Linked DNA regions of Homo sapiens: regions 1 and 3 are each linked to region 2. Evidence: chromatin contacts called from ENCODE Hi-C or POLR2A ChIA-PET data. All regions are on one chromosome and are shown on one strand. Each heading gives the region's core, a stretch centred on a gene start or an enhancer-like site at or near the end of the contact. The rest is flanking DNA. Distances are from core to core; before and after follow the strand shown. Region 1 has its middle 61 kb from the start of NEK6. Region 2 holds the start of PSMB7 (proteasome 20S subunit beta 7). Region 3 holds the start of NEK6 (NIMA related kinase 6).

Region 1 (3,880 bases), core at 999-3,498, 220 kb before region 2:
GCAGGCCATACAGGAAGCATAATATTGGCATCTGCTTCTGGGGAGGCCTCAGGAAACTTACAATTATGCGGAAGGTGAAGGGGGAGCCAGGCCTCTCACATGGTGGGAGCGGGAGCAAGAGAGAGAGGGGGAGGTGCCACAGAGTTTAAAATGATAAGATCTCAGGAGAGCTCACTCACTATGGTGAGGGCAGCACCAAGGGGATGGTACTAAGCCATTCATGAGAAATCCGCCCTCATGATCCCATCACCTCCCACCGGGCCACACCTCCAACACTGGGGATTACATTTCAATATGAGATTTGGGTGGGGACAACATCCAAACTGTATCAAAAAAGTAATTTAAAATCTTCCAACCAAGAAAAGCCTAGGACCAGATGGCTTCATAGCTGAATTCGGCCAGCCATTCGAAGAATTATTATCAGTTCTTCTTAAACTCTACCAAAAAAATAGAGCTAGAGGAAATATTTCCAAACACTTGTTATGAGGCCAGAATCACCTTAATACCTAAGCCAGACAAAGATACCACACAAAAAAATGAAGCTACAGGCCAATCTCTATAATGAACATCGATGTAAAAATCCTAATAAAATATAAGCAAGCCAAAATCAAGAACACACAAAAAAGACTACATGTCATAACCAAGTAGGGTCTATTTCTGACAGGCAAGACTGGTTTAATGTGCACAAATCAATCAATGTGGTACGTTACATTAACAGAATGAAAGATAAAAACCACACAATCATCTCAGTTGAAACAGAAAAAGCACTTGACCAAGTTCAGCATCCTTTCTGGATAAAAACTCTTAACAGTTTTGGCATAGAAAGAAAGTTTCTTGACATAATAGAGGCCATTTATGAAAAAACCACAGCTAACACCATAATTAATGGGGAACAATCAAAAACTTTCCTACTGAAATCTAGAACAAGGCAAGGATGCCCACTCTCTCCACTTCTATTCAACATGGTACTGGAAGTATGAGCAAGAGCAATCAGACAAGAAAAAGAAATAAAAGTCATCTAAATCAGAAAGGAAGAAGTAAAATGATCTCTATTTGCAGATGACATGATTCTATATACAGAAAATCCCAAAGATTCCACACAAAAAAACCCTGTTATATCTAATAAATAAATTCAGCGAAGTCATAGGATGCAAAATCAACACACAAAAGTCAATAGCAGATCTACACAAAAACAACAGCCTAGGTGAAAAACAAATCAAGAAAGCAATCTTATCTACAAAGGCATTAAAAAAATACTGAGGAATAAATTTAACCAAGGAGGTGTAATATTTGTATACTGAAAACTAGAAAACATTGATAAAGAAATTGAAGATCTAAATTAGTGGAAAGCTATTTCATGCTCATGGATGAGAAGAATTAATATTATTAATATCTGTACTCCCAAAACAATGTACAGATTGAATGCAATGAGGTCAGGGGGTTTAATTGCAAGTAAAAAAAATAAAAGAAAGAAAGCTTCTTCAAAACAGCCCAAGAAGAGAAGGGAATTTATTAAAACAGGAGGGTCCCAGAGATCCAAGGCTGGACATGGAGCAGCTTCAGGAAGGCAGGAGTAGGGACCCAGAAAGTTGTCAGGAGATCTGGAGGTAGTGTCTTAGGCTCCTTGTGACTATCTCTCTCTTTATCTCAGTCTTCCTTCTTATTTTCCTTCCTTTCTCTCTCCCTCTCCCGCTCCCCGCCTTGTCTCAGTATCTCTCCTGCATGACTGCCTCTTTCTATCTTGTCTCTGCCTGTCTCTGTCTCTCCCTCCCATAACTGCATTTCAACCTTTCCATGATTGAGTCTTCTCTCTGCCATTCTATGAGCAAGTGGCCAAACACAGCCAGTCCAGCCCAGCTTTATGCCTCCTTTCAAATAACCAGCCAGGAAGGCAACCCAGTATCCCTGATTCTCAAAGCCAAAGTCACAGGAGAAAGAAGCTGATTGGCTCAGCTCAAATCAGCCTGCACCTCTGGTCTAATCAGCTGTCGCTAGGGGAGCAGAGAGGTACAAATATGGCCCCTGAGGTTCCACCTAGGGGAGAGGAGGATACAAGAGAAGGGAGCTGGAGGGCTGGCCAGGAGCACAGATGCCCACCACACCTGCCTGCCCAGTTGGACCCTCTCAGAGACGGGTTTTGACCTGAATTGAGCTTTGGTCCTCTTGGCCCCTTGGCCACGGTCACGTAGACTGCTAGCTGAGCTCCATTCCCTTCATATCTGCACATGGTACTTCCCGTCTCTGAGTCTCTGCTTCCTCATTTGTGAAATGATAGTAACAGCCCCTCCCAGTGGGGTGGTTGCAAGACGACATGAAGTTGTGTGGGCAGAGGACCCAAGGCCTTGCTGGCCACAGTGACTATGACACATCTGAATTCCCTAAAGTCCTACAGTTCCCGTGGTCCTCGCCTACCTGCCCCACTCCTCCCTTCTTCCCCTACCTCCACCATCTTCCCCCACTGCCAGTACGGCCCCAGGATGCTTGTGGTTACAACCAGTGAGATCTACTGCCCTCTACCACCACCCACATATCGCTAATTTGAGAAACGCACACCAGGGTGTCTGGGTTTAGCTGTTGAAACCACACATTCTGACCATCTTCTCAGTCCACTGAGCCTCCGTGGTCAGCCTGGCTGAGCTCTTTGTGGACCAGACATTGTTCTGCGGTCCCCACTCTAAAATCAGGTGGGGGCAGCATTAAGGAAGCCTTGGTGCCTATAGGATATCAGACACCCCAGATGCCTCAGGGATCTCCTTGAATGCTGCGCTACACACTATGGACAGATGCAACTGTTGATGTCATTTCTTTTTTTTTTTTTTTTTTAATTTGAGACGGTGTCTCGCTGTGTCGCCCAGGCTGGAGTGCAGTGGCGTGATCTCGGCTCACTACAACCTCCACCTCCCAGGTTCAAGTGATTCTCCTGCCTCAGTCTCTCAAGTAGCTGGGACTACAGGCATGCACCACCACACCTGGCTAATTTTTGTGTTTTTGGTAGACGGGGTTTCACCATGTTGGCAAGGCTGGTCTCAAACTCCCGACCTCAAGTCACCTGCCCACCTCAGCCTCCCAAATTGCTGGGATTACAGGAATGAGACACCACACCTGGCCCGTTTCTTCTTATTTTTGTTATTTTCTTATTTATTAAGCCAGCGTTCCCCGCTGCCTACTCTCTTCTTACTGGAGGCTGACCACTGGGGACTTCTGTATCTATGGAAGATGTGGGTGTTGAACTTGGGAACCTCAGGCCATGACATAAGGCTGAACAGGCCTCACCATGTCCTTTGGGTGCAAGAAGATCACGTGGAGAGGCACATCCAGCACCCAGCCCCAAGGCCCACCTCCTTGTCCCAGAACCCTAGTCTACCACAAATCTCCCACCTTCTGCCCCAACAAGAGAGTTCGGGTTGTTCCCAAATGGAGTCTTCCATGGACCTATGAATCTGACCAGGGCACCTCAGCTGGGCTGGCCTCTGAGCATGTTTTTTGCTTTTTGTTTTCTTTTTGAGACAGAGTCTTGCTCTGTTGCCCAGGCTGGAGTGCAGTGGCATGATCTCGGCTCACTGCAACCACTGCCTCCCAGGTTCAAGCGTTTCTCCCAGGTCAGCCTCCAAGTAACTGGGATTACACTTGCCCACCACCACACCCAGCTAATTTTTGTATTTTTAGTAGAGCTGGGGTTTCACCACGTTGGCCAGGCTGGTCTTGAACTCCTGGTGACCCACCTGCCTTGGCCTCCCAAAGTACTGGGATTACAGGCATGAGCCACCGCACCCAGGCCCTGGCCCCTGAGCCTTTGCTGCACCAGCCTCTGTTCCACACAGACCTTTCCTGTGCCTTGACCCAGCGCCAGACCCTTCCTGACAGCTCCAGCCCCTAAGAC
Region 2 (4,304 bases), core at 1,577-4,076:
GCTGTAACTTCTCTGTTTAGTCAACCTTAAATAAACAGAAAATTGAGAATATGCATCTAGTTATATGCAAATACATTATCTATGGCCCAATGGAACACATGAAATTATTGGTTTCTGTGATAACAGTGTGTGCATTCCATTAATGCTACAAATATATCCAAGTTGTACAGAAGTGCCAGGTGTGTTAACTCTTGCAATTCAACATCTACCAAGTATTTACTATCAGATACCAGTAATTACACTAAGCACTGGGAATAAAGAAAATATGAGAGGCCTTGTGCTCAAAGTTGAGTGTAAGATACACAAGAAGACAAAAATTATAACACATAATTTAATACACAGTAATAGCATAGGTACAAAATCCTACGGGAAACCGGAGGAGAAGGTAATTGATTCTGATCATTAAGAAAAGGTTTCAGGCTGGGCATGATGGCTCATGCCTGTAATCCCAGCACTATGTGAGACCCAGGCGGGAGGATCACTTGAGGCCAGAAGATCAAGATCAGCCAGGGCAACATAGTGTGACCGCATCTCTCCCAAAAAAAAAAAAAAAAAAAAAAGAACGAAAAAAATGTTTAAAAAAAGGAAAAGGTTATATATGAGCTGGAATAAAAACACTCTACAAGCAGAGAAGGCAGAGTTTCTAAATAGAATCTCACATAAGCAACGGTAGAATAGCTTGGAGATGAGGGAAATAGGGACAGTTCAGACGTAACTGGAGCACAGGGTGATGGCAACTGAAAAAGACGCTTGAAGGGTAGGCTTTCTATGAGACTGTGCAAGGCCACAGAATTTTGATTTTTATCCTAAAAGCCATGTGGAAATGTGACAAGTCTCTTGAAAAGCTTTTTAAGAAAGGGATGCCATCAGATCTATGTTTTACAAAATCCAGTATGGCAGAAGAGTGAACAATAGGATGCCTAAGAGAGGCCAATTAAATGGTAACTGCAATAGTCCAGCTAAGAAAAAAGAACCTCTATGGTTCAAGTTAATGTTTGAAAAAAAGAAAAAGAAAAAAGAACCCAAACTAGAGCCTTAGCAAAGGAAAGGATAGGAGGGAATGGATTCAAGAGGCACAGAGAGGGCAAAACTGGCCACCAATTCAATTGGAGACTGAAGCAAAGAGAGGACTTGAAGTTACTGGCTTAGGTAACAGGTGGCTGGAAATGCCATTTAAGGGAGACAGAAAATACAGGTTGAAAAACAGGTTTTAGTAAGGAGCACAGGAAGGTCAATTTTTAGCCCTGACATGTTTGAAAATATAAGAGTTATTCAAACGAATCAATACTTACTAAATATTAGGAGATATGAAGTGTATTTTTGAACAGTTCTTGTCAGCAACAACCATCCCTTCAGTTGCTCTTGTATCTGCTCCAAGAACTATGCCATCCTATTAAAAAAAAAAGTTTTTAAACAATTTTACAAATATAAGCCAACCGCAACTCTCTATTCTACTTTAGGGAATACTATGTTGGCCATACCACATGCTCCCCTAATCTCAAAACGCCAGCCAAAACTCATAGCAAAAATATTGTGCTACACTTTCAGGATTTAAGAAAAGGTTTCTTAGTAAATGCTACTAATTGAATCCTGAGTAGGTAAGAATTATTCCCATTTTCAAGTGAGGCTCAGGTGTCGGGTAAATTCCTTGTAAATCAGAGCTAATCTGGAAAAAACCTGGATTAAGACTCAGGAATCTTTCCATTAAATTAGCCATCACTATCAATTTCCTTTTAAAACATGTTGCTTTTCTTTAAAACATGTTGCACAGGTAATCATTATCCCTTTTGACGTTTCCAACAATTTAAGGCAGGAGTTATCTCCATTTGATGCATCTGAAGGTGTCCCTGTGAGAAGGAAAGTGAGCTGCCAGAAGTTGGAATCAGCACTATAGAGTTCAAAGGTGAGACAGACCTGTCTGACCCCAAATCTCGTGATCTCCCATCACATACTTCAGCTTCCTAAACTAGTAATTAAGAAGCTAACTGACCTGTTTAAAAAAAAAAAAAAGAAAGAAAGAAAAAACCTCAGCAAAGTGAGGAAAGAACATAAACTGTTAAGAAGCACACAAAACCTGACAAAAGCAGTCGCTCCTGAAAGACGGTCTCCTGATGTATTCTATAGCATTTGCCTTTCCAGACCGAGCCGGGAGAGACACCGGAAGCCAAGTGTTCTGATTCCTGTTGCCGGTTCAGTCACTGCTGCTCTTAGCCTAACCCGGCTTACCTTATAGACCACCCCAGCGATGGTCGTGCCAGTTTTCCGGACCTTTGGAAGCTTGTATCCCCTCTTTGCAAAATCGGCTTCCAAGACGGCATTCCTAAGAGCAAATGAGAGAATCAAGTGTTGAAGGGCAGGACCACATCGCACAGCACTGGCATGAAAAGTGCCTAACAGAGAACTCAGGAAAGCTGCTACTTGTTTTCACGCCCATCTGTTTAATGAATCCTCCCACCATCAGCACTGTTCTCCCGTTTTCCAACGAAGACAGTCTTACAAAGGGGCCGTGACGTGCCTTAGGAGACGGAGATAAACGGTGGCCGAGTGCGCTGGGAAGGTGGGAGAGCAGACCCGGCTTCAGGAGAAACCCACGCCCAGGCCCTGATTCCCCTGAGTCACACTAGCCGCGGGCCACAGGCCCCGCCATGAATTCTTCCCTCAGAATTCTCGTATCACACCTTGGCCCAGCTCCCACCCGAGCACCGCACTCTTCTCCCTCCCTGAACCAAGCCCCAAGCAAGGCGGCACCTGCGGCAGTTATCAAAAGAGAAGCCTCCAACTGGTGGAGCATACACCGACACAGCCGCCATCTTCCCAAGAAAGCAGTTCCGGGTCGGAGGCGGGTGCAAACAAAAAGAGCCGAGCACTTCCGGCGTCGCTGGCAACGGGGGCTGAAGGGGCGGGGCAAACGCCGCACTAGAACGATTGATCTTAGAGATTCTGGTTCCTAGAGAGGCCAGAGATGTTTGAAGTATATCGCCCCAAGTGGCACGGAGGAGAAAGTGACACCCGGAACCGGGAAAGGACTTGTCCAAGGTGAACGCACCAGCGACCAGGTCTCCTGCCGCTCAGACTGGACTTGTTTCTACCGTTAATTTGGTTCTGCGGTGCTTCAGAGACAGACAGACCCAAGTCCCAGGCACAGCCCCACCACCCCCTTGCGTTAAGCAAGTCTCTTCAACTCTCTGAATCTGTTTCCTCCGCTATCAGATGGAGATTACAACCTAGCTCAAAAGGCTGCTGTAGAATGGCCATTAAGTCTGTGAAAAGAGGCTCAACATGATTAGTCATAGGGTGAATGCAAAGCACGACCACAGTGAGATCCCACTTCGCACCCGCTAGGATGGCCATAAACAAAAAGACAGAAAAGCGCAAGGGTTGCGAGAGTGTGGAGAAATTGGAACCCGAATACACGGCTGGTGAGAATGCAAAACGGTGCGGCTGCTCCGGAAAACAATTTGGCAGTTCCCCAAAAAGTATTATCCTCTTAGATACGCACCCGAGAGGGTTGAAGACATGTATTCACAAAAACTTCTACAAAGGTGAGGTAGAAGGCAGGCCTCCATTCAGAGATGGGGCTGAGATACCTGACCAAATTGAGGACTAGCTAAAACAGGGCCTGGACGGAAGCTGTCTTCCCTAAGACTCGCTCACCAGCCAGCCAAGTCAGTTTACCGTTGCCATGGCAACACTCGTGAGTTACCGCCCCTTTCCATGGCAGTGGCACCATAAACCAAAAGTTACTACCCCTTCCCTAGAAATGCCTGCATAAACCACCCCTTAATCTGCATGTAATTAAAAGTGTGTATAAATATGACAGCAAAACTGCCCTGACACTCTGCCTAAGAGGGTAACCCTGCTCTGCAGGAGCAGTCATGGAGCTGTAACGCCGCCACTTCAATAAAGCCGTTTTCTTCTGCCTCTAACTTGCCCTTGAATTCTTTCTTGGGCAAAGCCAAGAACCCTTGTGGGCTCAGCCGCACTTTGGGGCTTACCTGCCCTGCGTCAAAAGGGGTCTCATTGGCTGGGCGCGGTGTCTCACGCCTGTAATCCCAGCACTTTGGGAGGCCGAGGTGGGCGGATCATGAGGTCAGGAGATTGAGACCATCCTGGCTAACACGGTGAAACTCCGTCTTTACTAAAAATACAAAAACTTAGCCAGACGTGGTGGTGGGCACCTGTAGTCCCAGCTAGTCAGGAGGCCGAGGCAGGAGAATAGCTCGAACCAGGGAGGCAGAAGTTGCAGTGAGCTGAGATCACGCCACTGCACTCCAGCCTGGGCAACAGAGCAGAGACTCCGTCTC
Region 3 (4,321 bases), core at 137-2,636, 160 kb before region 2:
TCTGCCCTCTTGTTCCAGAAGCCCAGGGCTATGCTGTTCCTGAGGCAGGGCTGCCTAGTGATTGGCCACACAGGCACTGGAATTAGACAATCTGCCGTGCACTTTCCAGCTCAACCACTTACCATCTGGGTGACTTTGAACAAAAGAATTTGCTTTTTATTGTTGTTGTCCAGGTTGGAGTGCAGTGGTGCGATCATAGCTCACTGCAGCTGCTAACTCCTATGCTCAAGAGACCCTCCCGCCTCAGCGTCCCGAGTAGCTGGGACTGCAGGCAGGCACTACCACACCCAGCTAATTCTTACATTTTTCTGTAGACATGGGGTTTTGCTATATTGCCCAGGCTGGCCTCAAACTCCCAGCCTCAAGGCATCCTCCCACCTCAGCCTCCCATAGTACTGGGATTACAGGTGTGAGCCACCGCACCCAGCCTGAAATTTCATTTCTAAGCCTCAAAGCCCATCTGTAAAATGGGCACAAGGGTAACGTTGGCACACGTGGTGGACGCTCCGTTGGTGTCATTATTACAGATCACGGCCAGTTGAAGCACTTCCACTCATTTGGCAAACAGAAGCCAGACGGGCATTCACCCTGTGCCCAGTACAGTGCTGCGCCCAAGCAGGCAGTCAGTGTCCCTGGCTCCAGCCCTCCTGGGGTGCAGCACAGTTTTGAATGTGGAGGGGAGGCAGCAGGGGTGGAAACAGCCCAGCCAGGAGCGGCCGCTCTCGGTGCGGGGAGGAGGTGAAGTGAGAACTGAGCTGCTTGGGTCTCAGGGAGGCTCTGACTTCTAGAGGGGGCGTTCAACATTCTTTAGTGGGGACTTTTACTACTTCCAGAAACCTCTGCACATTGGCTCTTGCTGGTCCCCCGGGGGCCACAGGAAGTGGGAGCTCCAGATGAAGAGTCGCTGGCACTTTGAGGGCAGGGGGCAGGGCCTTCCCCTCATCGGAATACTCTTGGAGCCTACTTCAGTGCCTGCATTCAGCTGGTGCACAATAAGTGCTTGTTACTGTGCCAATTTCAGTATGACTAGGGCTGTGGTAGGAGCAATGCTAGGCGATGGGGAATCCGAAGACGCACAGGAGTCCAAGGGTTGGCTGACTGCAGACCCTCATCATAAGTCTAGAGCCGGAGAAGATGGGGAGACGCCGGCCTGCGCCCTGTGAGTCTGGGCCTCAGTCTTCCCATCTCTGAAATGGGGAAGGGGTTCCTCGGCCGAGCGGATCGGCCGCAGAACTCGGCGGAGTCGAGGGGTCCAGGCCCAGGAAGGACGCCGCCGGGGCGCCCCCCGCCCCTCAAGCTTGCGTGGCGGCAGCGCGCACGAGCGCTGGGGGCGGCGCGGCCCCGCGGCGGGGAGGGGCGGGCGCGCGGGCGCGCGGGCCCGCGCAGGCGGTGGCGGCGGCGGCGGAACCGAGCTGACGGGCGTGCGGCCGCTGCGCCGCAAACTCGTGTGGGACGCACCGCTCCAGCCGCCCGCGGGCCAGCGCACCGGTCCCCCAGCGGCAGCCGAGCCCGCCCGCGCGCCGGTGAGTCGCCTGGGGCTGGGGCCGGGCCGGTGGGGCCCCGCGGCCCGGAGAAGGGCGGGGGCCGGGCGGCGGGGCCGTCACCCCCAGCCGGGCCGAGGGCGGGCGCGCGCCCACGGCTCCGCGGGGGAGAGCGGGAGGCGGGCGCGAGTGTGGCCGCGCGGGGCTGAGCGTGTCGGCGGCCGGGCGGGCGGGGGCGGCGTGTCCGCGTGTCCCGGGGTGTGCGCGTCCCCGGCGGGTGTGCGTGTGCACCCCGGAGCGTCTGGTGGCGTTGTTGGGGTGAGTGCGTGCGGGGACGCGGGCATGGCTCCCCGCTACCCACTTCCCGAGTGGGGACGACGGGCGGAGGAGTGTGCCGGGCGCCGCAGGGAGTACGTGCGGGTCTCAGGGAGTGTGTGTGTGCACGTGTGTGCATTCCAAAGTGATTTGTGTGCAAGCACATGCGTGAGCCTAGAAGGGCGAAAGTATGCCTGTGTGGGTGTGAGTATAACGAGTGTGCAGGGCCGTGCGAGCGTGTTTATTACTGAGGTTGAGGGGCCGGCCCCCTTTGCGCCCACCAGGCCTTTGCACAGTGATGGCCCCCGAGCCAGGGAGCCCGTGGAGAGAGAAGCGGCCTGGCATGGGCTGGGGGTCGGGGCTGGGCCTGATCCGGTGAACCAGGGGCCAGGAGGGCAGACTCAGAGCCTGGCTGGGCCTGACAGAGGCAAAGGTCTTAGAGCCAGGCTGCGGCAGGGCCACTGGCAGGACCCTCTCTGCATACACAGGCTGGGCGAGCGGAGGCTGTGGTGGGCCCCTCGGCCGGGCACCCGAGGACGTGTGTTTTCCTAAATATCCTCCAGGCTCTCCTGTCTTTGTTCTTGTCTCTCTCCAGCCAGGCCTGGGGGGCTGACCCTAGACTTGCCTGTGTATGTGGGGGCCTCTCTGCCTGCCCTGCTAAGTAGACGGATCTTTTGATTTATTTATACCTCTCCTAGGCTCCAAGTGTGAATCCCAGGACAGTAACAAATTGATCACAGCGGGCTTGGGACACCAGCTTCCGAGGTCTGTCCTTGCAGTTTTGACTGACAGGCTTTTGTGTGTGTGCGTGCTCTCTAACTGTTGAAAATCTTTGCAGCTGAAAGTCTTAATTGCTTTAAGGCAAACTTTAGAAATTCCAGAGCTCCCTAGTTGGTCTGACTTTTCCAAATTCAGCTTGCCTTTTTTGGGGGAAAATGTCGCCTTAGTTTGGTGTACAGTACGTGCAGGCAGGTCTTGGAGGCACGTTTAAAAACCCTGTCGTTAATGGAAGAAGAATTTCATTGAAAGGGACGCAGAGCCGTCTGGAAGCGCCTGCCCCGGACTCAGCGAGTTTGGACTCAGCGAGTTTGAGCTTACCGAATGAACTTTGGACGTCTTCTTTTAGCAAACAAAACCTGGAAGGAAGCAAAAAAGACCCACATTCTTTTTCTTTTTTCTCCTGAAAATGAAAAAAAGAAAACACCTTCTGGGTTTGCTGGAAATGCCCCCTCTCCTTCCCCCATCAAGGCCAAGCCCTCGCTGCGTCCCCCACCCCCAAATAAAATATGCCTGTGGGGAGCCGTGGAATGAGTCACTCCCTGGCAGAGAGCCTGACGGGCAAACATTTGGGAAGGTTCTTGCCTAACTTCCCAGAAGAAAAGGCCCAGGATTTAAAATGGTCCCTGTGGTTTGTCAGCCTCTGCTGTCCCGTCTGCTTCGGAAATGACTAAAAAGTAGTTTGTATCTCCACAAAATAAAGTCTCAGACTGAAGGCCTTAGACCCAGGTTGGTCTGGATTTAGAGCTGTTTGGGTTTCCAGAAATGGAGCGCCTGGCTTTAACTGGTGGCATTTCTGGTGGGTTTGAACAAGGGCAGAGGAGGGAAATGGGGAGGAAGTTCCCTTTTGCGGAGCAGAAGGGGCTGTGTGCTGGGAGCCGTTCTAGGGGGTGTGAATCTCCCGTTGGTCTTCTGTGACAGAAAATGCTTTTGGTTTTGTGCACAAGGAAACTGAGGCACACGGGGGTCAAGCCTGTGTCCTGGGGCAGCTGAGAGGAGGTGGGGGCAGAATCCGAAGTCACCTGCCCAGCCTCACAGCCTTTCCTCTTTCCATTGCACTTGGGATATGGTATTTGACTGGCTAAGGTGCACAGACCTAGTGCTGAGTACTTTAGCACACATCCGTTCATTTTCTGCTCATCGTAGATAGGGTTTATTATCCCCATTTCACAAATGATAAAACTGAGGTTCAGAGACATGACTTGCATAATTTCATTAAAGTAGCACCACGATAGATGGTCCCCATTTATTTTTATTTATTTATTTATTTATTTTTGAGACAGAGTCTCACTCTGTTGCCCAGGCTGGAGTACAGTGGCGCAATCTCAGCTCCCTGCACCCTCTGCCTCCTGGGTTCAAGTGAGCCTCCTGCCTCAGCCTCCTCCTGAGTAGCTGGGATTATAGGCAGGTGCCACCACGCCCAGATAATTTTTGTATTTTTAGTAGAGATGGGGTTTCACTGTGTTGGCCAGCCAGGCTGGTCTCGAACTCCTGACCTCAGGTGATCCGCCCGCCTTGGCCTCCCAAAGTGCTGGAATTACAGGCATGAGCCACCATGCCCGGCCATGTCCCCATTTACTGAGGATATACTGTGTGCTAGGTCTGGTGCTGTATTTTACCCAGTCCACTCACCAACACTAAGATGGAAGCTGTCACGATGCCCATTTACAGATGAGGAAACTGGGGCACAGAGAGATGAGAGAATGCGCCAAAGACCATGTGCTAATACGCAGCAGAGCTGGATTTGA

Evidence for each region. A loop is a pair of places that touch in the nucleus more often than their neighbours do. ChIA-PET counts read pairs that join two places held with the same protein, here RNA polymerase II (POLR2A). Pooled maps may share reads with other maps.
Region 1: a map with no recorded cell type shows a loop between it and region 2 (8-fold over the local background). The contact joins the enhancer-like site here to the promoter of PSMB7 in region 2. A Hi-C loop is called at or near these places in 2 of 37 single-sample maps with no recorded cell type and 9 of 50 pooled maps. POLR2A ChIA-PET finds 5 or more read pairs at or near these places in 1 of 52 experiments (activated T-cell).
Region 3: a loop to region 2 is called in a map of endothelial cell of umbilical vein, with 3 times the contacts of the local background. The contact joins the promoter of NEK6 here to the promoter of PSMB7 in region 2. A Hi-C loop is called at or near these places in 2 of 168 maps with a recorded cell type or tissue (CD4-positive, alpha-beta memory T cell and endothelial cell of umbilical vein) and 12 of 50 pooled maps. POLR2A ChIA-PET finds 5 or more read pairs at or near these places in 1 of 52 experiments (WTC11).

Annotation. Positions count from the first base shown.
Region 1 is chr9:124,195,288-124,199,167 of GRCh38, forward strand. No RefSeq gene overlaps it. Among named protein-coding and RNA genes, the nearest start is that of NEK6, 61 kb to the right of the region's middle. Within about 2 kb of position 2,249, at least 9 of the 41 ENCODE cell types and tissues checked have a DNase peak (open chromatin) inside an H3K27ac peak, as active enhancers do.
Region 2 is chr9:124,412,616-124,416,919 of GRCh38, forward strand. PSMB7 (proteasome 20S subunit beta 7) reads right to left here and starts at 2,827. Exons shown (of 8, transcript NM_002799.4): 1 at 2,749-2,827; 2 at 2,227-2,320; 3 at 1,293-1,390. The coding sequence starts at 2,810. RefSeq lists enhancers at 1-225, 2,734-2,783.
Region 3 is chr9:124,256,563-124,260,883 of GRCh38, forward strand. NEK6 (NIMA related kinase 6) reads left to right here and starts at 1,387. Exons shown (of 10, transcript NM_014397.6): 1 at 1,387-1,523. It overlaps LOC613206 (a long non-coding RNA gene), which reads right to left. Exons shown (of 2, transcript NR_149024.1): 2 at 2,648-2,932. RefSeq lists silencers at 1,407-1,536, 1,597-1,966 and an enhancer at 2,004-2,949.